5 separate regions of the Mus musculus genome follow, and regions 2, 3, 4 and 5 are each linked to region 1. A link is a loop called in an ENCODE intact Hi-C map of the cell type or tissue named here. Cell type or tissue: left cerebral cortex. All regions are shown on one strand. Region 1 has its middle 82 kb from the start of Galnt3. Region 2 overlaps Ttc21b (tetratricopeptide repeat domain 21B). Region 3 overlaps Ttc21b (tetratricopeptide repeat domain 21B). Region 4 has its middle 11 kb from the start of Gm34688. Region 5 has its middle 53 kb from the start of Csrnp3.

Region 1 (5,000 bases):
TCTGTCTCCCCTTCAAATTCACAATGATGTAGGTAATAAGTGATTTAGAGACAACAGCATTTTCCCCACTTAGGTCTCGCTTCTAAAGTACGACATGTACTACGCAGGTCATCACCCTCCCTTACTGCTTTTTAGCTATGCGATTAGGACTTGGGAGTTAAACTTACAAGAACCAGTCAGAGAATGCTATGGTACACCTCATTTGGCAATGACCTCCGTCTGCTTTAGAGACAGTAATATGTACACAATTTTAAGTGAGACACTAGTATTTCCTCTATGGCTAGGTAGTCGAGTTTAAGTATAATCCTGAAACTATGCTTTCTACACAATGTTCCGGGTCATATGCAGTTACTTACATGTAAAATAAGGTAAAATCAGTTAGGAGGTATGCTACTTGGTTGTATTGGACACATGCCAAGTGAGACATTTCAAGTCGCTACCGGCAAGTGTGTTGAACATCATATGGGCACAGAACACATAACTTACACAACCTCAGAAGATCGTGTAAGTTAGGCAGTACACCACTATAGGACCTGTTTGCTTTTCCATTATACCTAAAAATCATGAGTTGAGGTTTCTCTAGTAACCGCATTAGTTGTACGCCTTGAAAATTGGGAACAGGATGGCATTGTATGGAAAAATCAGCAGAGAGGAAGCACACAAGAAGAAACTCGAAAATGGAGTTGTTTTGTCTGAACTGACGGCGGGCAATTGGTAGTTCAAGCAAGAGCAAATTTCCCCTTAGGTAGAAAGCAAAGAACAGCCCAGCTAAAGGGTCTGTGCTGCTTATGTCTGGAAGGCTGGGAATGGCGCATTGTCTGATACACAGCTCTGGCAGCCAAGGCGTCCACTGGGCTCCCAGTAGGTTCCTGCTGGCAGTTGTCACCATGACAACACTCAAGACGAGGCCAGAGACCCGAAAGCAGCTGCTCCCCTGCCATTGCCCCCGTGCCCCCCGCCCATGCAGAGTGGCCCTAACAACCTAATTGGTCAATCACTGTGAAATCTCCCAAGAGCTCAATTTAAACTCAATTTATTTCAGTAAAAATGTAAGTCCTGGAAAGAAGTCCAGATATTAAACCTAACCCCAAATAAATTGTTAGGCCTCTCTCTGTTTTTTTTTTTTTTTTTTTTTTTTTTAAGAAAACATAAATTGCACCATATCCTGTCAGTGTGCTGATTCCTGTAGGAGACAGTGCTGCTCCCCGCCAGTTCTGCCTGTCTTTGCAAGCACATGGTAGGGCAGGATTACCCAGTGCCTTTGTTCCCCAGGAACGGTGAGAGCGTGAGAGCGTATCTGTAGGAAATCACTCGTGAGGGTGCCCACTTGGTAATAGGAATTAAAATCCACTTCTGTGTCAGTGTGATGGACTTTGCAATGTTTGAGTGGGAGGGACACCTGTCACTCCCAGGTAGAAACCTAAGGGAACATTGTGGATGTCCGCCTCTCTGAGTGTCCAGGGTGGCAAAAAGCTCTTTGAGTCCCACTGTCTGAGGAGGAAGAAACAGGGCAAAGCTTTGCCCGTTCGTTCAGGGCAGGCCTGAAGGCAGACCAGAGTCCATGCTGTGGGGGCTTTGGGTGTCCCTTGCTTCTCTAACACATTCTAGAATCTTGTGACTAAAAATATACTAGTAAAAAGAGTTCACAGAAAGGATATATCTGAAATGAATTATTTTTAGGGATATTGTACAAGAAGAAATCTACCAAGTGCAGAATCTACTGAGTTGGGTTTGGTTTTGTTTGTTTGTTTGTTTGTTTTAAATATCTGCGAAATTGTAGGAACTTTTTTCGTGCTGATGTTGTTTTGCACAGTAAGATAGCTTACGGTTGGTTTATGTTAAAAGAAAATGTTGTTCGGCTACTAGTAACTATCTTGGTCTCCAAAGACTTCTTGATATTAAAATATACACAAAATATTGAATATTGCCAGTACAATGACATTAAGGTTATGAAGGAAAATATTCTAGGCCTCACTTTTAGTAAATTGACACTATGTGTAAATCTGCTGAGAAAAAAAGGTGAGCTATGCTTTATGGATTATTTGATATTTTAATGACCTTCAGAGCAATGTGAAATATGAACACTCAATTTTTATAACTTTAGATACAATGGCTTGATTTTTCTCAGTTCATCTATATTTTAATAAAGTGGATTTTTCAATGGCTTGTGATTGTGACAAAATGTCAAGCATTCCTTAAGGGCTTTGTCATATTGTCATATTTATCATAATTAAAGCAATATCTCAAACAATAAAACAATAGCAACCAAAAAAAAAAAAGAAACTGATTATTTTAATGCCAACTTCCTTATTACAATCTGAGGAGCGGGTTACTTGAGAAAGATCAGTTCTATGGTTTGTATGTGTCTTCTAGTGTTTTGAAAATCTGTGTGGAATAAAATTTAAAATTTTAAAGGAGTCATTTTATAAACATGAAACTTAGCATTTAACTCTTTTAAAACACAATTCAATGAATAAAGCTGATGGGTTTTATTAAAGCCACAGCTATTATTTTCTTTCCTTTATTTCATTATTCAGAATACAATAAAATATCTTATAATGAAATCGTTATTATTATTATTATTATTATTATTATTATTATTATTATTATTTTAACGCAGAAACATCAGGGATCACCTGAGTGAAAACCTCGTATTTCCATTCAGGATGTAGACCTCTGGTGTTCTGCCTGTTGACCAGTAAGGGGCGCCATCACAAAGTGATTGCAGAGATCTGAGGTCTGCGGGGCTTTTCTGGTGTCCATCTTGTTCAGTTGCTTTTCTAGGCCACTGCTGAGCATACTGTACCCTATAGGCTCACATCACCACCACAGCAGGAAAGGCTGCCGCAGAGCTCAAGGCTGAGCTTTTAGATTTCTTCTTTCCAGTGCTCCACGCTGTTAAGCCAAAGCTTCCATTTCCTAGGACGCAGGCCAAAGGCTTGGCTGCCAGTCCCGCTGCTGTTACTAATTGCCTGCTCCTGCTCAGGTTTCTTTATGAAGTCCTCTCACTCCTTCAATATTAAATGTAAATTACACGTTTCTCTCAAGTCCGCCCACCCAGCCCTTTCAGGAACAGCCATTTGTTCCTGTGCACCTGGAGGTAATTCTTACTCTGTGTGTGTGTGTGTGTGTGTGTGTGTGTGTGTGTGCGCGCGTGCGCGCGCGTGTGTTTTATCCACCGAACTGACTTGCGCAACCACGCTATCCCCCCCAACTTCTCCGACCCCCAACCCTGACTTCCCTGGATGCTCAGCAGGACTGAGCTGACATGTTTTAGAGATGGCCAAAACGGAAACAATTCAAGCAACTGAGCGTCTCAGAGATGCCATCTGACTCCCATCCCCACTGTTTCAACAACCTCAAAAGCTGCCTACAAGCTTTTGAGTGTGGCAACTAGCCACGCGTGGCTGTTTCAAGAAACGACGATAATGGATATTACAAACATGTTTTGGTGGCCAAACACAGACTTCCAAAGATAGGTCTCCCCTAGCAAAGCGAAGCAATTATCCCAATCAGTCAAGTGAAAAGGTCCATTTACGCCTCAATTCTCTGGCTAATTCAGGCAAAAGTAAAATTTTCATCTGAATGATCTCAGTAATTGGCTTACTGCTTTGCTTTATCGGAGGGAACTTGACAAAGAAACAGAGGCTGCTTCATACTAGCAGGTTAGTGATGACCCCAAGGAACAGGGTGCACAGAAGAGGTTTCTGAGAAGCATCCGAGTGCAGACCTTGTGTTGAAATTTCAACAGACAGCGCCTCATTGAGGAGGGTGATTAGTGGGGCTTTCAAATTCATCCTCTCCTGCTATCCTTCCCTCCAGCCACCTGTCACTCCTTCCTCAGTGTTTCTAGCTCACAGCCACACACCACTGAGGACGAAGGGAGCAAATGAAACAATCCATCTGTCTGTCATCCTTGACTCCATCCTTCAGTTGAACCCGCTGTATTCCCACGGCCATTGTTCAGATGACCATTGATGCTTTGCTGGGCTCTTATCCATTTGACTCGAGCTTGGGGCTTTTGGTTGTAGGTGCAAAGCCATGTACTGCAAACAAAGGTGAGACAGATAGGCATCTTGGCTATTCACAATTGATTCCTGTCTTTTATCCATTCCTGTCTTATATCTTATATCCTCTAGAGCACTTTGCCCTCTTAAAATGCCAAACTTCTCACCACTTTGCTGTCTGATAGGTAAGCCCTAGTATGGCTTGAAAGTACATTGGGGAGCAGGCACTGGCTTCAAATTCATTCTCTTCTCTTGTCTCCCTCTTGTGGTCTTACATCTAAGTAATTGGAAATCTCTAGTGTTGCCTATAGTGGCCACTTTGATCAGAAATATCTCTTTCTGCCTTTACCCAACTTTATATCTGTACTGCTTTGCTGTTTATTTTTTACTTTTTAAAAAATCTACTCTTTTTTATTAGGTATTTTCTTTATTTACATTTCAAATGTTATACCCTTTCCTGGTTTCCCCCTCCGAAAACCCCCAATCCCTTCCCTCTCCCCCTGCTCCCCAACTCACCCACTCCTGCTTCCTGGCCTTGGCATTCTCCTACATTGGGGCATTGAACCTTCACAGGACCTATAGCCTCTCATCCCATTGATGACCGACTAGGCCAACCTCGGCTACATATGCAGCTGGAGCCATGAGTCCCTCCATATGTAGTTGCTGGTTTAGTCCCTGGGGGTACTGGTTGGTTCATATTGTTGTTCCTCCTATGGGGCTGCAAACCCTTTCAGCTCCCTGAGTCCTTTCTCAAGCTCCTTATCTGGGGACCCTGTGCTAAGCCCAATGGTTGGCTGAGAGCATCCACCTCTGTATTTGTCAGGCACTGGCAGAGCCTCTCAGGAGACAGCTATATCAGGCTTCTATCAGCAAGCACTTGTTGGCATCCACAAAAGTGTCTGGGTTTGGTGATTGTATCTGAGATGGATACCCAGATGGGGCAGTTTCTGGATGGTCATTCCTTCAGTCTCAGCTCTAAACTTTGTCTCTGTA
Region 2 (5,000 bases), 150 kb before region 1:
CTATATTTTGAAAATAAAATGAGAAGCCAAGTTGGTGCACACTTTTAATCCCAGCATTAGGGAGGCAAAGGCAGGTGGATCTCTGAGTTCAAGGCCAGCCTGGTCTACAGAGTGAGTTCCAGGACAGCCAGGGCTATGTAGAGACCTTGTGTCAAAAAGAGGATGATGATGAAGATGATGATGATGGTGATGGAGGAGGAGGCAGATGAAGAGGAGGAGAAGGGGGGAGAAAAGAAGAGAAAAGAAGAAGAAAAGAGGAGGAGGAGAAGAGAAGAGAGGAGAGAGAGAGAAAAGAAAAGACCAAAGAACATTAGAGACAAGAAAGTACCCTCCTATTTCCATTAGTCTCCAATGCTTTGCTGTCTTCCAGTTTCCAGCCAAGCTCGGGCTTGGGCGTGAACAGATGATAGTTTCATATTCCTTTCTGGATATTTGCCATTATTTCCTCAAATCTGTAGACGTACAGACAGGCAGTGTTATAGCCACAGCATTGCAATTTCTTATCATACTTCTGATTCAAGACGTTAAGCTTAAAGATCCTCCTCCAGACACTGTCCTAATCCCTCTGCAAAGCTTAGTCAGGAACTAGGTACACTGTGGCTTAAGTCCGTTCTCTTGGCAGGTTCTCATGGCCTCCATTGTATGTCAGTTCTGGCTAACCTCTTGGCTTTACAGAAGACAGACTTTCAGGGGCTTTACTCTGTCTAAGGACATATTGTGCTGTATAGACCCTATCAGGAGACTGCAGACTCTGCATCTAAAAGTCTTCAAGCCATGAGTCTATTGTATGAACTGTGCGGGTGATTTAAGGCATACCCTATTTACGACACTTTCATTGGTCTAACTTCACTGGGAAAAGAGGTTTCGTTTCTTTTAGTTTGCTTGCTTGTTTGTTTGTTTGTTTTTAATGAGAGTGGGGGAAGATAGCGGTAAGATGGATTAGGAAGTGGATGTGTTACTCATGTTTAACAAGGGAAAGGAACCACAGAGGCAAAGCTGTAAATCTAAAAGTGAAACAGCTCAGGAAGCATTGCAGTGAAGTCAGAGTTCATTCTTTCTGTTACGTACAGAACTGCACCAGTCAGTCAGCCCCATCACAGACGAAGCCCCACTCACGGTTGGGCCTGCGCTTTAGCGTCTGCATAGTTTGTGAATTTGTTTGGACCACATGTTTACTGGTTTCCTCATAGTGACTTAAGATGACTTGCAGTGTGAAACGGTAACAGTCACATTTACCCAGCACAGAGCCAGAGAGACGGCACAGGTGGCCATTTGCCGCTTCCCCCGTGATGCGTCTTGTGGTCTAAAGTTTCGTTTTCCCACAGAAGGATCATATCCCAGCTCTCTTGGGAATGGCAACGGCTTATATGATCTTGAAACAGACTCCAAAAGCCAGAAACCAGCTGAAGCGGATTGCAAAAATGCCTTGGAATCCTATTGAAGCCGAGGATCTGGAGAAGAGCTGGCTGCTGCTTGCTGATATTTATATCCAGTCAGCAAAATATGACATGGCAGAGGAATTACTAAAGCGGTGTCTCTGCCATAACCGGGTAGGTGACTGGGAAACAGTGGTTAACTGTGTGGCATAAGCTTCCCATAGCAGAGCAATGGGTCCATGTCTGATGCCTCTCCTTTGGGTCTTGAATTTTAAATGTTTAAAATCATAGTCAGGAAGTGAATACTAATGATAAAAAGAAGCTGTGTTCCCTTGAAGGAAGTGGGAAGATAGATTTGTGCAGCTTCAAGTCTCAGCTGGTGATGCCCCGCTTAAAAGAAGTGCTTTCAGAATGTCAAGCATTCGCCATGATTACCCAGCTCATCCCAGAACTAATGAAAATTGCAGATTATTCATTGTGGTCGTCTGTCCCTCCCTTTAAGAAGTGTTCTTGATGAACTTACTGCAGCTGCATGTCATCTCCACATTATTAGACCAGTATGCATAATATATATGGGGGCTTCTAATTCAGTTTAATGAAAGTCCTTATCTTTAGGGAAAAATGGAAAATCTCCAAGTCTATACAATGTGAACCCTATTTACTTATGTTATTTAAACACATAAAGAAGATAATGTATTATGATTTTTTAATATAGGTGTAAATTAGTGTTTGCTGAGAAATAATTACATTTGACTTAGAAAGTTGAGGCTATTTGTATTCACAGATTCATACCAATTAGCTAAAAATGCTAATCACAGTAAATCTATTTTTCATTTTCTCTAAGCAAATTATATTATAACTTGGATCATTTACTTCTTAAGGAGGAATTATGATTACCTATAGTATTAAGATAATCTTAGGAATGAAAACCCTAGAATGTATGTCCATTATCAATTGGTAGACAGCTTTAAATGACCAGTTTCATCAATTTTAACCTAAATTGGCCTTGAAGACAAAATACTTGCTGATAAGCTTTAAAATCTAAACTACTGTGCAGTTGAACACTATACGCCTAGTCTGAGATTAATCAACCTTGACATAGGAATCAAGGCCTTGACATGGATAAAATCCCGCCTCTCATCTACACTGACCACATAGCAACACCTTGTAACATTAAACTTGGTTGCTCCTTCAGAACCTTCATTCAGCCCAGTTGCTTTGGCATATCTATTTGAAAGCATGAGAGGCTCCGGAATCAAAGCTTAGGAGCCTTGAATTATATAATTTTAGAGGGAAATCTCTGATATTTGGACCAAGAAAGCATAAAACAACACTAGAGCATCTTGCCATACCAGATGGCAAAAAAGCTATCAAATACAGTAAGCGTCATACCAGGCACTCCGGAGCCTCGTGGAAGACAGTCCAACAGCAGAGTTGGGACACCAAGTACAAAAAGGAGTGAGAACTGCAATAGATTAAAACACATCCGATATGTTAAACACATGACTGCATAAAAATACAAAAAAGAAAATAGAATTAGTCAACTGAAGTATGCTAATAAGCTGAGTGTTTCTGTCAGACAATGGAGAAGAATTCAACACTTACCCTGGGTTTTCTGTATGAACTGCATTTGTAAGTGGCCAATTATTTGATAAGATATCTCAATATATAAATGTTCAAAATAATAATCCATGATAACTATCACTATGTTTCAACATGGACGAGTTTATGAATGGGCAGAATATTACAAAGGAGAGAATCAAACATGCGGTGCTTTGTTATAGAAGAACACAATGTCTATGACAGAGATGGGGGTTAATGAGGGAAAAACCACAATCACAATGATTACAACAGTGTACTGTATTTTCAATCAAGTGAAATGAGAAAAAGTAATATGAAAACATACAGACTCTACTGTGCTGAGCCGTGGGACACTGGGGTGGGAGCTTTCTCAGGGTCACATTTTTGTCTGTGATTTAATGGAAAGTGGTTTTAGTGAAAATACTTAGTGATGAAATTTCTTAGAATAAGGAAGAACCTTACAATAAATACTGTTGGTATATAAAGAAAATATTCAGACTGAACCCCTAAAACAGTGATTTTCAACCTGTGGGCCATGACCCTTTCACTGGATTCGTCTAAGACCATGCTGAATATCAGTTATTTACATCACAATTCAGAGCAGTAACAAAATTACAGTCAGAAAAAGCATTTTATGGTTGGGGGTCATCACAACATGAGGAACTGGATTAAAGGGTTAGGGATAGCGTTAGGGTTAGCGTTAGGGTTAGGGTTAGGGTTAGCGTTAGGGTTAGCGTTAGGGTTAGGGTTAGTGTTAGGGTTAGGGTTAGTGTTAGGGTTAGGGTTTGCGTTAGGGTTAGCGTTAGGGTTAGGGTTAGGGTTAGCGTTAGGGTTAGTGTTAGGGTTAGGGTTTGCGTTAGGGTTAGCGTTAGGGTTAGCGTTAGGGTTAGGGTTAGCGTTAGGGTTAGGGTTAGGGTTAGCGTTAGGGTTAGGGTTAGGGTTAGGGAAGCATTGGGAAGGTTGAGAACCAGAGCAAAAAGCAGGAAACATCAATAATATTGGACTGTTATTACAGAAACCCCACCAAAATGGAGCCAACCTAATCTGTGTAGAGAGAAATACTGTTGTAAAGATTCTTTATACTTTTTAAAATCAAGATAATAGAGACAGAAGAAAGATTCTCCAGATGAAAACAGACTTGAGCTATGTCAAACCACTCACAATCTGTGACCTGGATTGGATTCTCAGTCTTAAAAACTTCTTTAAAAATAAATTATATTTCAACCATTTTAAATATGACAGTCTCTAAATGTATGGGTGAAGTTGGTATATTCTAGGTGCCACGAGTTTGGGTTATACTTAAGGAAGTCTTTATCTTTTAGAATAGCATTCTAGCATATATATGGTTAAACTTATGCAGTATCTGAGTTATTTTTCTTGGTAGTATGGAAGTGTAAATGTGGGGCAGGATCTGAGTCATTGGTTAATTTTTGAAAGAAAGTTATGAATTCACTATACTCTTAAGTCTAAATATGTGTTTAAATTAGTCACAATAAACTGGATACCTGTCTGTGAGTCAAATACCCATCCCATTGTATGTATTCCTGGTACTATAAAAGAAGTTCTGCTTCTGATAGCTGTGGGCTGGCTCTTGGCATAAAAACCATTCAGTGTGTCCTTTCCGTACTTTGGTGCTATACACAGGTTGGAGTGCCATTGCTTTATACACCATGTAGAGGGGTTAACATGACTGCTCTGCATGTTATACACATTCTGTAAAAGTTTACTGGTATGGAGCTTAATCTGCTTCTGTCTTCCATTGTCCCCTCAGTCCTGCTGCAAAGCTTATGAATATATGGGGTACATTATGGAGAAAGAGCAAGCATACACAGATGCGGCCTTCAACTATGAGATGGCATGGAAACATAGCAACCAGACAAATCCTGCAGTGGGTGAGTTCAGCAGACTGGGCCCAGTGTCTTCACAAGAAATAATATATCATTTGTAAATACTATTTGAAATGCACTTTTAGGGCAATACATATACAAGCCAACCTCTATTGTCAATGCTGTATCCTCATCGCGAGTTACTTACCTGATTACT
Region 3 (5,000 bases), 140 kb before region 1:
TTATTCTAGTTTATAAGTGATCTTGGCAGCTCTCCCAGAGTTCCTTTCCTAGGTGTTCCTCTGACATTTTTAATTATTTTGTTTGTCCCTGATGATTGTCACTATATCCACTACCCAGTCTGGCTGGCCAAATTAACCTTACACTTTCACAAGAAACCCTCAAAGTCCACACACTATTTCCATAGAATTTCAAATCAGGTGCTGTCACTGCAAATGGCCCCAAATAGTTATGCTAGTACATACATACATACATACATACATACATACATACATACACACATATATATGTGTGTGTGTGTATACACACATATAAATGTGTGTGTAGTTTGTGTGTATATATATGTATGTGTATATGTAGTTATAGTTATATTCCTTGTATAAATATGCATAAGAACACATTTCAAGTGAAAAACACATTTTAAAATAGGAGACCACTAGGAACCAAGAGCCTGTGAGGAGAGGACCTCCTCTCACCTACGCTCAGGTTACATGGCAATCACTAGATGTCTAGATTCACTTCCACTTGTCTGCTGATGGAGTTTGCGCTTTTCAGTGAGCTGAAGAAGCCACACTCGGGGAGCAGCAGTGCTCCCACCCAGCAGCTACTCACTGGGGTCCCTTTTTCCAACTCTGTTCCTTTCTGTTTGCTCATCTTAATTTCACTTTGCTTTCTCCTGCCATGTCTCTTTTCTCTGTATTGTCTGGCCAACAGTTTCCCTTAGGACTTCTCTAATAAGTCAACAAAAGAGGAAGGAAAAAACCACGTATCAGATTTTTTTTTCTTGTCTCAACAGGATACAAATTGGCATTTAATTACCTAAAAGCAAAACGATATGTGGATGCAATTGACGTATGTCACCAGGTAAATTTCTTAAAATAGTACAGGTGGAGTCTGGAAAGATGGCTCAGCTCTTAAAGGCTAAGGCTCATAACCAAAAGTAGCAATGCACAATTTCCTTCTACTCTCAAATGTCACTGAACAGTAAGAAATAGAAGATGTGGTTGTTTAGCTAAGTAGTTTATTAAATAAGTTATGGAGAAATTATTAGTGTTCGGTTAAAATTTTAAAATGTGTCTATTTAAAGCAAGGATATATTTATAATTAGGGTTTAAATAGTAAAGGATTTGTGTCAATTTAAAGAGATAGGCTAGTAGGGAAAACCTGTTCGACAAAATCCAGTTTGGATGGTATCTGAAGGGCCGGAGAGACGGCTCAGCAGTCAGCAGCCTCTGTTGCTCCTGCAGAGGACCCCGGTTTAGTTGCCAACGCCCATGTCCAGCTCTCAACCATCTGTAACTCCAGCTCCAGGGCCTCCTCCATCCTGCTCTGGCCTCTGCAGGCACCAGGGACACTTTTGCAGATAGCATTGATTTCCCAGGTCATTCTATTAAGTGGGACATTTTGTGATTATATCTATCTATTGAAGAACTTTTTATTTATAAATTATAGCTAAAAATACTCCATAATTTAGGAAGTATTTCTGCATTTCATTGCACTAAAACCCTACAATTAAAATGGCATCTTTAACATCCTTCCAGCTTTAGAATTTCCATAGCGCTTTGTGTGTGCCATGTCCCAATGGAGCTCCGTTCGAAGAGGGCCTTACCATTTTTCACAGCTCTTACTTCAGATAGTTGTGTCCCAGTATTATTGTGGTAAATACCTGGCTATGGGATTGCTGTTGACTGCTAACTTCTGTGAGGCAGTGTTTCAAACTAAGGATGAACACTAACCCAAGGCTATGTGTGCAAATCACTTGTGGACTTCTATCTTTTTAAATGAATAGCTTCTCCCTCTCAGACATAGCATTGCTGGAAATCAGAATGTTCCAAAATCAGTCCAGGTAAATCTGATACATGCTCTCGGTTAGTAAAACCCTCAAAGAGGATATTAGACATGACAAGAAGCTAAGTTACAGAAGTATTATAAGTTGTCTTCTAAGTCACCTGTTAAGGAAACTTGTATGAGATGTTTCCATGGGTAGTTCCACATTCTGTGACTCTTATCTGCTCATCTCAATGAGTCACCACTCATGCGGTGATTGTCACCTTTGATGAGTGTGACAGTGTTAATACAGTGAACTCTTGCCCATAATGCGCAGTTAGACTCAGAGTCATAGCTCCCTTGTTCTCAACAGTTCCTTACAAGGTAGTTTGGTTTTGTTTCCCCAGGTTCTTGAAGCACATCCAACTTACCCCAAAATCAGAAAGGATATACTTGATAAGGCGCGTGCATCTTTAAGACCTTGAAAATGATTTTTACTGAAGTGTTGGGCAAGAGATGACAGTGGTCCCTCAGCTTTCACAGTCTTTGCAGTTGACACAGGCTCCAGCTGACAGTGTGACAGAAGTGTGTCCTGCCTTCTCCAGCAGAGGCTGCTGCTGTCCGTGGACAACACTGGTCTGTGGCATCCTTGGTGGAGTGGCTGGGTGAGAGCTCATCTTTCTCCCTTCCATTAGGCACAATGGTAGTTCTGTGATAAAGCTTAACTCGTTTCTACAGAGGATATTTTTGTTAAAGTCTGGGTGATATATCTTTTCTGAAGAGTATTAGATTTTCCAACAATTCTATTTAAAGTCTACTGTCATCTGTTAATTTTCTATTATAGTTTGTGATATAATCTCATGTAATTTATGAAAAATGAATACATATTTTAAATGTATATTTTAATAAAGATTTTTGTGAATATCTGGTTTATATTTTTTCAGAACTCAAAAGACACAGGGCAGTCTGCAGTGTTGTTTAATAATGTTGAAGGAAATGACATTTATTAGAAAAATCTTCCCTGGAAAATTTAAAACTCAATGTTTGCCTCTCTTTGTTATGTTCATGCTTCCTACCCTCAAAGCAAGTGTGATCTTAAGAAATGGTCATACTCTGAAACCAGTTTAAATAGGTAAACCCTTATAGCAATATTAACCAGAAGCCACAAGAGTGAGCTTAATGTGTCCCAGACAGTGGTCTGGTGAAGAAGGGTGAAAATTGCTTTCGGTCATCAGAGACTTACGGAGATGGGGGTGGGTAGAGGGCAGGCGCCCCGGCAAATAGTACTCTTTGATGGGTGGCTTCTGCTTTTTTATACGAAATTACCCTAATTTTATCAACCTTGGTCCTTAGCATTCTTCTCGGGTGTCTTATGTACATCTGAAGTTCTTTCAAAATACAGTAGTCTTCAGTTTTATTTTTACTTGAAATAAAATATTTTTAATAATTTGTTTTTCTTTCAAACAGATTGCCTTGGGGATCGTATCTCCATGGTTTTAGTGTCCTTTTATTTCCAATTATATGCTATAAAATTCTAATCATTCATTACCAAAATTGCATTTATAGCATTTCATAAAACTCAGATAATAACATTTAGGAACTATTTAGTAGCTAATAAAAATACTTTTACATATCGTACAGCATTTGTTCATCACAAGCCTAGGAAAACGTATTATTCCTATTGTAAAGATTCCAAACTGTCCAATCCCTAGGTGAAGAGCTATAGGCCATTAACAACTGCTAAGAGAGACCCAATTATTCTTCCCTCAGTGGTGAGATAATTAGATATTCTCCACCACCCCCAACTTCCAAAGCCTGTCTGTTCCTTCCATAACAAAGAATGAACATGTGCACATGGTGAATTGAGTGAGAACTGCCCCCATTATAGGCTTGTGTATTTCAGCACTTTGTCCCCAGTTGGTAGTGCTGTTTGGGAACATTAGGAAGCCTTTAGGTCCAGCCTCGCTGGAGGGAGCACATCCCTGAGGGTGGGCTCTCAGGTTTACCGTACCCAGGTGGCTTGTTCCTTTCATTGAGTAATTTTGTTATCAATGTAGAGAAGCCATTGTCATGTCCACGCTCAGTTTAACGTAGCTATTCTACATCCTGGCTCCGTCCACTCTATCTAAACTCTACAACGTTGACAGTCCCAGAATATTTTTCTTGTCTGAGAGTTGATTTTTGTGATGTATACCTTAATCAGAAATATAGGAAGTCTGGAGCCTAGACAGGTAGTTGCAACCCCACACCGCAGCTTCCACAACCGCCTTGCACGCGCTGGAAGGTCACGCCTGCCTTCTGGATGGAGGAGTCAGAGAACCTGGTTGAAGAAGCTCTCATGGAGTCTAGATCTGGATTAATGCCCTCCATGGGGAAAAGGAAGTGATTGGAAGTTTAACCTGCTTCAACTTTAACAAATCTTGTGTGAGAGGTGGGGGAACCCTGGAGGATATAAGTGTCTTCTGCAAGCCAGTGCAAACCTAAGGGAGGGCTTCCTGTAGGCTTGGTGGAGCAACCAAGGTTGAACTCTGGAGCAGACTTCAAGCAGAGGGGACTCCTCGGGTGGATTCAGGATCTGAGGCGAGCCGTCCTACTTTAGGACTGGAGGTCGCGTGGCTCTCTTGGTGCTGGGTGAGATTGTTGGGTTTCACACATGGGCCAAGGGGCTGAGGTGCATATTTAACATACCAAAGTGGACCTGACCTCCAGATTCTCCCAGCATCCCCACCTGTTATGTCTGGCATATCTAGCCTTCTACCACGAATTTTCTAGCCCAGTGGGTGGGCTTTCCCTCCCCCTAGAAGCTCCTCCCTGTATGGTCCAGACGTTATAGTCCTCCTCCCTTCTCTCTGTCTCTGCATGTTCTCCCTCCCTGCATGTGCATGTGCACATTCTTTCTACCCTCTGTCTCCCTCCCCATAGAGACTTCTCTGGCTTCCTTGGGTCCAATGAACTGACTGGACAGCAGCCTCCCAATGAATCCAACTTTATATAATCTAATCTGGCTTGAATTGACTCATTTCACCAGCAGAGAATAACTTATCAGAACTCTTTATAAAATTGCATGGGAAGGAAACTGCTGCACTCATGCACTTCTGGTTGAGACCATGCAGGACAAATGAGAGTCTGTCCCCGATCAGCTGTCCTGTTTCAAGAAGCACCACTGTGAATCCTCTGGGATCGAAGTGAGGGGTAGTACTGCTCCTTCCTGCCTGCTTCTGGTGTTACTGAGCTG
Region 4 (5,000 bases), 650 kb after region 1:
GATCTTGCTCTCAGATCATAACCGTGTAATATAAAAGTCTCCGCAGATCCTGGAAACTATAAGTGGCCAAAGCAAAGAGACAAAATTTGGATGGGCTCAGCTTCTGGACTGTAGGGTTGGAATTGTTGGGGGATTATTAGTTTTCAACTTAACATAAGGCAAAGAAGAAGCATTCAGATTGACTAAGATGACTAAGGCCCGGTACCCTAAGTTTAGACTTACGTTTGTGTTCTAGGAGCATAGCTCAGTTAGAAGCAGGGCCTAGCAAACACAGAAGTGGATGCTCACAGTCAGCTATTGGATGGATCACAGGGCCCCCAATGGAGGAGCTAGAGAAAGTACCCAAGGAGCTAAAGGGATCTGCAACCCTATAGGTGGAACAACATTATGAACTAACCAGTACCCGGGAGCTCTTGTCTCTAGCTGCATATGTATCAAAAGATGGCCCAATCGGCCATCACTGGAAAGAGAGGCCCATTGGACTTGCAAACTTTATATACCCCAGTACAGGGGAACGCCAGGGCCAAAAAGTGGGAGTGGGTGGGTAGGGGAGTGGGGTTGTGTGGGTATGGGGGACTTTTGGGATAGCATTGGAAATGTAAATGAGGAAAATACCTAATAAAAAATTAAAAATAAATTAAAAAATGAATGACATTTTTGACAAAGAACATTTAATTATTCAACAATTGTCTTACTTCTTAAAAAAAAAGAAGCAGGTTACTTAATACAGTGAACAAAGTAGATATTCAAGCCAGACAAGGTGGTAAACACCTGTAATGCTGGAACTGAGGACTGTGAGTTCTAGGTCAGGGTGGGCTGCATAGCAAGATGTTATCTAAATAGAGAAAGGATAGCAAACCAAAACAGTCTGGGCTTTGCTTTCAAGGTCAAGGCCTAGGAGGAAAGCAGGAATTCAGCAAGTACGCACACGCCTTATGAATTGCTGAGAGGATGCTGTGAAGCAGGATACGGGATAAGCAGCGCGCGTTCTATAGATTATGGGAACACTGCTTTAGACATGTATAGGGACACATGCGGCCCCATCAGGACAGTAGTTTCCATTAATTCCCCAATAAGCCCTGATGAACCAAGATAGGAAGCAGGAAAACTGGACTAGGAACAGAGTGGCAGTGGACCCTAGAGAGGGAAATAGGATGTCTGCCTGCGAAATTATGGGCGTTCCCAGAGGCCGTCAGGAAATTCACCAATTAACTTTGCAACTGGCCTGTCTCTGCAGTATTGTTTCATATTGCACTGGATTCTGGAAGTTTTTGTTGAACTTTTTTTTTTGTTCCCTCTCTCGACTACCGTAGGAGACAAAAGACAAAAGAGAAATATAAAATGTAGTCTCCATCCTCGTTGCCTTTATGAGTAAATTGAGGAGATATACACATAGCAAGCACACAAAACCACATTAAAATTAAAGTTATACAAACAAACAGTAAGAAAAGCCAACAGAAAAGAGATGGACAGGAAGGGCAGATAGAAGCAGCGGGTGCAGTGGAGTCTGCAGGCAGATTGCTTGGACAGGAGGGTGTTAGGAAGTGTGGCTGTATTGGATGAGGTGTGTCACTGGAGGTGGGCTTTAGGTTTCAAAAGACCACCTGGCAGGACCTGGCAGGTCCTGGCTCAAGCTCTCTCCTTCTACCTCTGCCTTCCCTCTCTTTCTGTCTCTCTCTATCTCTCACTGTCTCTCTCCCTCTCTGTCTTTCTCTCTCTCTCTGTCTCTGTCTCTCTGTCTCTCTGTGTGTGTGTATGTGTGTGTCTCCCTCTCTCTCTCTCTTCTCTCTCCCTCTCTCTCTCTGTGTTTCTGTGTTTCTGTCTGTCTGTCTGTCTGTCTTCTGCCTGCAGATCAAGATATTATGCTCTCAGCTTCTGCTCCAGTGCCAGGCTTGTCTGTTTCCCACAGTGCTGATCATGGACTAACCATCTAAATCCATAAGCAAGCCTCTAAATGTGTTCCTTTGTGGGACTTGCTTTGGTCATGATGTCTTTTCACAGTAATAGAAAAGTAACGGAGACAAGTGCCTCTAGTCTGAAAGGTGAGATTACAGTCTGCGTAGAATATACTAAGGCAGAGAGCTTCACCAGTGGCTCCAGCAGTCTACATTTTATTTAGAGTTTCACTGTTCTGACAACTTTCTAGCCACAAGCTATCTAATTTTCTACCCAGAACATGGAAAGGTAATCACACAGAACAATGCCTTCCTCTCTCGAAGATCAAAGAATGGCAGATCATGCAATGAGGTGTCCTAAAGACTTTCAACTCCACAAAGGAACCAGGCAGGTATGGGTCAGCATTTTCCAAGAGGAGCTTTAAATCTCAAAAGAAGCAAAATGCTTCCATCTAGTGGCTGATGGACAAAACTGATACAAACACCACCCTAAGATTCTGTTACCCAAAGGCAGAGAGAGTCCTAAGGCATGTGTCCACGGTTACATGAAACAGGCAAGGATTTCTTTAAGTTCTAAATCACACTACACGGAGATGTTTCTGTTTGTTTGCTTGCCTGTTTGTTGTTTTTTGAGACAGGGTTTCTCTGTGACGTCCTGCTACCTCAGGTTGTCCTAGGCTAGCTGAGGCCTCGAAACTGTTCACCTCTCCTTTCATTTTAGAGCTGTTTTTCCTCCAACCAGTGGAACTGACAGAAACATATGGTGAGAGACACACAGTAAAGACAACCAGGGGTGCATACCACAAAATTAGGGGAGCAGAAGATAGTCACCCAGAAATCCCAGACACTGAATTTAGGGCCACATCCAGGCATTCATACATGTTCTGTGCTGAAGGTGCCATAGACTGATATACCCACAGAGGGGACAGATTCAGGTAACTTTCTGTAGTTTTCCCTTTAGCCTGGGGGCTTTGGAGCCTCTGGGTCCTCGAGACAAGGGCAGAAGAAGTTCCTGGGGCCCTGGAACATCTCAGGTGTGCACTCCCTAGGAGTTATCCATGTTGCTTAGCATGATAAGTGTAAACACCCTACAATTTGATTATATCAAAAGATAAGCTCCAGGTACTGCTAAGTACAAGGAACTTCCCTTAAAGGAGACTGACAGGAGGTCCAAATGAAGGGATTGAAAAGTCTCTGCTACTGAAAGGAATACAACACAGCTAGAGGAAGAAGGAGTTAGACAGTCAAGAATCACACATACTGGCAGAACATAGGACATGGGGTCAAATGGTTTTCCCATAGCTATACAAACTATAAAGGACATATAGTCCATATGGTACGGAAAAGGTAATATATATCCCAGAAGCACAGTCTCATTGAGTACGCCTTGTTCACCTTCCTCACAACTCCGTGGTTCTCATGCTCTGATCGTGAATCTGCATGTGGACCCTGAAGGTCCTGTTCCCAAATGTTTTTTGTTAGATCAATAAAGACACTAACTGCCAATAAGCTGGGAAAAATCCACAGGACTTCCAGGTTTCCTGCAGGCAGGCTAGCAGACGTCAGGGAGTAGGAAGAGATTTCGCCATGCTGTGGAGAGAGAAAGAGCCAACAGCCATGTGAGATCCAGGGTGGGGTGGCCGTCAGCTGCTTCCCTGACTGGGCCTGGGGTAGCAGCCAGGAGCTTAGAGACCAACTGAGCTGAGGGCAGATTTAGAGTTCTGAGCTAGGAATAAAGGTAACTGAGCAACTAAAGTTGAGGGCAGATTTAGGGCGCTGAATTGGGAGTGAAAATAAAGGGCACAATAGCTGGAGAAGACTTAGAAGAGTCCAGCCATTGAGTTAAAGCACATCAAAATTAAGCTAATGTGTACATGTGTCTTTTATCTATGAATCTGATGGGACCTGGGCATGGCTAGTAGCATGGTCTGCCTGGAGCTTAAAATAGGGCAGTAAAATCTATATGCTATACTTCATGTTTGCCTAAGAATTAGAACTCAGGTGGTCAGGCTCAGACCACTGGACAGCAAGTGTCTTTATTCACTGTGCCATCTTACCAACCTCACTATGTTAATATTTGAAGTAAAAAAATGACTTACTTTTAATAACTCCATACAATGCGTTATTACTATAATGGTGCCCCGTTAGTGTCTCTTTTCACTCTCGCTCTCCTGATGGTTGCCTTCCTCTCCACAGCTACTCCCCCCTTTCCTTTAGTTACTTTTCTGTTGCTTTGAGAAGACAGCATGGCTAAGACAATTTACAGCAGAAAGATTTTTATTAGGGATTACGGTTCCAGAGGGATGAGAGTTCATTGTGGTGCACGAAAGGTGGCCAAAAGTGGTGGGCAGAGTGGCCAGACCACAAAGGGTCTCAGTCAGAGACAGGAAGTCCAGAGCTCATATGCTCAAGCACAGAATGTGTGTGTGTGTGTGTGCACACGCTCGTGCGTGCGTGCTACAAAACTCTTTTTATTCTGTAGAGTGCAAACTACAGGGACTGTGTCCTAAATAATTCTGCCCTAAATCAAACCTTTCATATACTATGTAAATTAAATGAGATCAAACATCACCAATATCTTTTGGAAGATCATTTTTATGTCTTAAGCATCTAACAAACTTCTCCCAAAGGACTTCAAGATGAAGGAAAAGAGGAGGAAAGTAAGCCCATCGCTCTAACTCCAGACCTTAGCACAACTGACACCAAGATGGAAGTCCCATTCAGGCCTTGGAGCCCAGCACAGAGGCTCCTCACCTGCCACGATGAGACCAAAGGCCTAATCCCTCAAAGCACACAGTTCTGGAAAAACTGGAAAAGTCCCCGTATGTACTAAACATGTTCATTGGTTTCTGTAATTCTGCTTCTGGCAAACTGTTCTTGCTAACTGGGTTGTACAGACCCAGGATGTACATTTTTGTGCTTAAAACTCACCCTGAAAAAGGCTTAGGTCTGTATTAGGATTCTGAACACCAGCAGGCTAATAAAGACTTTCTACTAGGTCAAACCCATGTCCAAGTAGTCTCCTCTGTTAGATACCTCACAGTTCTAGGGCATAGTTCTAATCCCAGAATTCAAGAGGCCAAGACAGGAGAATTACGAGTTCTA
Region 5 (5,000 bases), 250 kb after region 1:
ACTGCCTGCACTGACTGCACTGCCTGTACTGCGTGCACTGTGTGCACTGTCTGCACTGCCTGCACTGCCCGCACTGACTGCACTGCCTGCACTGCCTGCACTGCCTGCACTGCCTGCACTGACTGCACTGCCTGTACTTCGTGCACTGTGTGCACTGTCTGCACTGACTGCACTGCCTGCACTGCCTGCACTGTCTGCACTGACTGCACTGACTGCATTGACTGCACTGACTGCACTGACTGCACTGACTGCACTGACTGTGCTGACAGCCCCGAAGGCATAAACAAACTCAACTGAATTTAACTATATTCAACGGAATTGCCCCCAATTCAAGTGAACTCCACCCACCTCTCTCCCTGCCCTGTTACTAAGTAGTCCCTCTCTCCTGTCTGTTCCTGTGAGATTTGGGCATATCCTATCTTTGACTCATTCTGTTAAATCTTTCTCTGATTCACCACTTTGTCTGCTCTTCAACTAGATATCATTGGAATTAAAGGTGTATACTAAAGGGAAGTGTGTATTCCAACCGGATGGATTAAAGGCATGCTTGTATTCCAGCTGTACCACAGAGGACTAGGTTTTTAGATGTGATTCCTGGCTACAGTAGCCATATTGCTGGATTAAAATTCTTATATACCTTCTTTAGACTCAACAATAACAGTGTTCCTTTTCTTACACAACCACAAGCTTTAAAGAATGTTTCTGTTTTCAGTTTGCACTCCAATTTTCACTTCAAGCCTGATTGAAGGTACCAGCAAAGCCCAAACCACAGCTTAAGTGCAGTGTTGTTTTGAAGTTTCCCATGCTAGCCTATTTCACCACCTTTGAATTTTGGACTTCCATCAAGTTTTAGGATATGAACAAAATCCAGACAATAGCCTCTTCTCCAGTGCTTCTCAACCTTCCTAATGATGTGACTCTTGAATACAGTTCCTCATACGAATGTGACCCCCCAACAATAGAATTATTCTGTTGCCACTTCATAACTCTAATTTTGCCACTGTTGTAAATCATACTGTAAATATCTGATATGCAGAATAACTGATATGTGACCTGCCCCAAAGAATCATGGCCTACAGTTTGAGAACCTTTATTCTAGTCCAATTCAAAGTAGGCTCATTTAAATCTGAGGTGCTGTAAGCAAAGTTTTTATTGTCCACATTCCTATTCCACTCAAGTCCTCTAGGTGCCACCAAAATTGCCCAGTTAAGCTTTGTTTATAACCTTCAGGGTTATTTTTCTTCGCCTGAACCTCTGAGCTTTTGCAGCTGTCTCCCACAAACCAGCTCTAAAAGGCTTATGAGTGCCCGGTAGTCACAGCAGTGACCACATGTTTTGGTACTGCTTTTCTGCATTAGTCTGTGTTTCACTGGTATGACGAAGACCTCGGAGTAGCTGTTTAGAGGGAGGAGTATTTGTTTTGGATCACAGGCTCAGACATTTCAGTCCTTGGGTGACTGAACCTCTTGCATGGAGCCTGAGGTAAGGCAGAACAACAGGGCAAGAGGAACATGTTCCAACTGCTGGCTGAAAAAGGGGGTGCAGCAAAGTGTCTACAGATACAAGACATCTTTCCAGGCCATGCTGGGAGTGAGCCACTTCCTCTTACACCCATGAGTCTGTGGGCGACAATATATTCCAACCTTCACAGTAGTGGTTTATTTTTACAATGGAGAAACTGAAGCAACTTAAGAAGGAGACATATCATTTACATTATTTACTGAGAATAGTTTCTTAAGTATTTCCAAATTATTCTATTCTGTTGAAATGCTGCTTCCTGGTTCCTAGACGATCCAGTAGCCAGCACTTTCTGGTTTTCTTCACAGTGTGGTCTTTGCAATTCAAAGGCTTCCCCCTTTCCCCACCCAGTTCCATGTTTGGGAAGATGGGGAGGGCTGGCTTTATATAGAAGGCAGACTCGTTTTTACAGTTCTGTAATTACAAGCTTTAATCGCAGTGCTTTGATTCCAATTTGCTCTGGAGCCTCTGTTTTCCCTGACTGACTTTCTCTTCTGCCTTTTGATTTTGCTTTGGCTGAGGGCATTCTCATTGCATAAAGAGTTGTGTATTTTGTGGTTTTGGAGCTGGAAAGAAATCCACACTGGTGAATACATGGCAGGCCCTACATTGTCCTTAAGCCACTGGCCATAGAGATTCAAGGACAGGATGGTCTAATTATTCCATTCGCTATAGAACTACGAAACCCATCTTTCACAGAGAACTTTAATGAAGTCATTTTAATTTGAAGAGATTATTTTATTCTACATGTGAAAAATATGCTTTCAGGGGTCCATCAATTGCAGTGGTCATGAAAAAATACTTGAAATTCCCTGAAGATGTGAGAGCTTGGACAGTTCCCTATTCTGTCTCACTGGAGACTTTGAACTGCTTCCATCAACCATTTCTTTAGTTTTGTGGTTTGTTTATGCTGGCTTCACTTTGCAACCATGACATTTATGTTCAAGGAGAAAAATATTGACAAGACAGTCATTTCACAAACTCCCTCTTAAGAGACATTCAAATGTAACACAATTTCTTTTAGTCATTACTAAACTTTATGTTTGCTTCCATTGTACATACCTAAAACAGATGCAAAATAACTGTCGTGTGTGTATGTGTGTGTTGGGGGGGTTATTTGCAAATATAAAAGCCTTTCCACTCCAAATAATAAACTTCACACACTTCATAATGGAAACAGCACCCTCTAGTGGAAAAGGCTGAATAATGCTTACCAAATTGTTTTTTATAAAATTTCATTGAGGTTTTTGAAATTCAAAAGCGAAAGTAATTAGTTGGAAGGCTATTGGTATATTTTCAGTGTTACTTAACCACCAGCTCTGTAATCTAGTTTTCGTCCCTCTATAAACACCAACCACTAGCAACCTTCTTTTCTGCCTTCCCATTCTTTCTCTTCACCTACATATTCTAGATATAGCATATCAAATGGATTGCACAGCCCACGGGGTTTGGTCTTTCTCTTTCTTCTCTCATTTTGATGTCTTTGAGGCCCATATAGTTTTAATCTGCATCAATACTTCATTATTGTCAATGGGAGAACAATAGCCCGCTGTATTTATGTGCTTGAATTTATCTATCCACACATGGGCTTTTGTATTCTTTCTACTTGTTTCCTGTTATAGACAATGTTTATTTGAATATCTACCCACAAATTTCTGTGAGGACATATGTATCTTTTTCTCTTAGGTGTATACCTGGAGCTACATTTGATGAGTCATATGCTAATTCTGGGGTTAAGTCTTTGAGGAATTGGACAAAAATAATTTTAAATATCTAGCTAAGACACAGCAAAAAATATTTTTCAAGAAGACTGAGAAGTTTTTCTGAGGAATTATTTTTAGTTCATTGTAACATTTGGATTTTTACAATGATGCTCCAAATTTCAAAGACTTAACAAATAAATACAGGCCCCAGTAGAGGAAAAACATTGTGGAAAGGACCTTCCCACCTCATAGAAGAGGGAAGGCAATTTCTGTTACTGTCCTGTGTGGTTAACCATCAATATCACCCAGGTACAAACCCTGTGACCAGTACTTATTACAATAGTGGCATAAATGTTATGGGGGTGTCTTAGGGTTTCTATTCCTGCACCAACATCATGAACAAGAAGCAAGTTGTGAAGGAAAGTGTTCATTCAGCTTCCACGTCTACATTACTGTTCATCACCAAAGAAAGTCAGGACTGGAACTCAAGCAGGTTAGAAAGCAGGAGCTGATGCAGAGGCCATGGAGGGGTGCTACTTACTGGCTTGCTTTCTCTAGCTTGCTCAGCTTGCTCTCTTATAGAACCCAAAACTACCACTCCAGGGATGGCACCACCCACAATGGGCCCTCCCCCCTTGATCACTAATTGAGAAAATGCCTTACAGCTGGATCTCATGGAGGCATTTTCTAAATTGAGGCTCCTTTCTCTGTGATAACTCCAGCTGTGTCAAGTTGACACACCAGCCAGTACAGGGGGTAAGTAGACACTTTTAAGAATTGGCTGTACGACCCACCCCCTTGTGGAGCATGATAGGCAACCTATATTGGTTGAATGAGGCTTGCTTCAGCGACCCAGTAGAAAACTCTACAAGGGACAGAAAAGGGATCCACATTCCTAGAGTCAAGTGCCTGACACCACAGAGCCCCCAACTCCATAATTCTGTGACTATAAGTCACACAGACAATGTCCCAAGCATCTGGCATTCTGGCTAGACTCCACCCACACAGTTACCAGACTATAGCCAGGTATGCTCCTCCCCACAGTTATGTAATAGACTAGCCCACTATAAAAGGAGTTGCTTGGCCCCTCCTTTCTCTCTTTAAGCTCTCACCCTTCTTACTATTCTCTCTAGCTCTCCTTCAATCTCTCTCACCGTTCCCCCCCCCCCCATGTGGCCATGGTTGGCCTCTCTCCCTTTTTCTACCTTCTCTCTTCCTCCCTGCTTTTCTACAATAAAGCTCTAAAACCATAGACGGTCTCTGTTCATCAAGGCCCACCCTCATCAAGGCCCACCAAGCTTGAACGATGGGATAGGCATTTCCCTAAAGAGCTGCCTAACCTCCCTCTCAAAGGCCTTCCTGTGCTCCAGCCATGGACTGGATCAAGGGCTCTCGCCCACGTGGGAACCATCAAGTGCCCTCTCCCCCTGCCCTCTCCTCCCTTCAGCTCCAGGGCTAAGCTCCAGGGCCCTCATTCTGTTCTCAGCTCTTCTGCAGTGTCCAGTGGTATCTGGGATGCCCAAGGCTGAGAATCTGGTGCCTAGGACTGCCCTTTGTCCACCACCCGCTGAGCTGGGGTCAGTAGCTTCCCACAGCCAGACACCCACCTGGGGCAGCATGGAAAGCATGTGGCAGTCTTCCGGGTGCATCTGCCCACCCAGAGGATTTTCTCCCACTCCCTTTATTCCCCCACACTCCCTGCCCCACACCCCCTGTCCCTGCTAATGTAGCTAAGATCCCAAAACTATAAGCCATGACTCTAGTAGAAAAACATACTAC

Evidence for each region. A loop is a pair of places that touch in the nucleus more often than their neighbours do. Peaks named below come from ENCODE experiments on the same cell type or tissue, not always from the same donor. Only the 100,000 strongest peaks of a DNase experiment are listed, where the experiment ranks them.
Region 2: a loop joins it to region 1, with 2.2 times the contacts of the local background. A loop is called at or near these places in 4 of 42 quality-filtered maps.
Region 3: a loop joins it to region 1, with 4 times the contacts of the local background. A loop is called at or near these places in 6 of 42 quality-filtered maps.
Region 4: it touches region 1 in a loop (4-fold over the local background); 2 of 42 quality-filtered maps call a loop at or near these places.
Region 5: a loop joins it to region 1, with 7 times the contacts of the local background. A loop is called at or near these places in 18 of 42 quality-filtered maps.

Annotation. Positions count from the first base shown.
Region 1 is chr2:66,040,067-66,045,066 of GRCm38, reverse strand. No RefSeq gene overlaps it. Among named protein-coding and RNA genes, the nearest start is that of Galnt3, 82 kb to the left of the region's middle. In left cerebral cortex, CTCF peaks have their summits at 2,708 (motif pointing right) and 4,283 (motif pointing left); DNase peaks (open chromatin) are centred at 2,789, 3,430 and 4,184; H3K4me3 peaks cover 841 bases; H3K27ac peaks cover 328 bases.
Region 2 is chr2:66,188,109-66,193,108 of GRCm38, reverse strand. It overlaps Ttc21b (tetratricopeptide repeat domain 21B), which reads left to right. Exons shown (of 29, transcript NM_001047604.2): 26 at 1,326-1,550; 27 at 4,729-4,849. Among named protein-coding and RNA genes, the nearest start is that of Galnt3, 66 kb to the right of the region's middle. In left cerebral cortex, no CTCF peak of the experiment used is centred here; DNase peaks (open chromatin) are centred at 1,328 and 2,715; H3K4me3 peaks cover 450 bases; H3K27ac peaks cover 398 bases.
Region 3 is chr2:66,182,016-66,187,015 of GRCm38, reverse strand. Ttc21b (tetratricopeptide repeat domain 21B) reads left to right here. Exons shown (of 29, transcript NM_001047604.2): 28 at 795-862; 29 at 2,173-2,689. The coding sequence ends at 2,250. Among named protein-coding and RNA genes, the nearest start is that of Galnt3, 60 kb to the right of the region's middle. In left cerebral cortex, a CTCF peak has its summit at 2,365; a DNase peak (open chromatin) is centred at 2,381.
Region 4 is chr2:65,393,653-65,398,652 of GRCm38, reverse strand. No RefSeq gene overlaps it. Among named protein-coding and RNA genes, the nearest start is that of Gm34688, 11 kb to the right of the region's middle. In left cerebral cortex, a CTCF peak has its summit at 2,366 (motif pointing left); a DNase peak (open chromatin) is centred at 2,334.
Region 5 is chr2:65,790,377-65,795,376 of GRCm38, reverse strand. No RefSeq gene overlaps it. Among named protein-coding and RNA genes, the nearest start is that of Csrnp3, 53 kb to the left of the region's middle. In left cerebral cortex, CTCF peaks have their summits at 1,212, 1,486 and 2,708 (motif pointing left); DNase peaks (open chromatin) are centred at 1,595, 1,879, 2,759 and 2,891; H3K4me3 peaks cover 327 bases.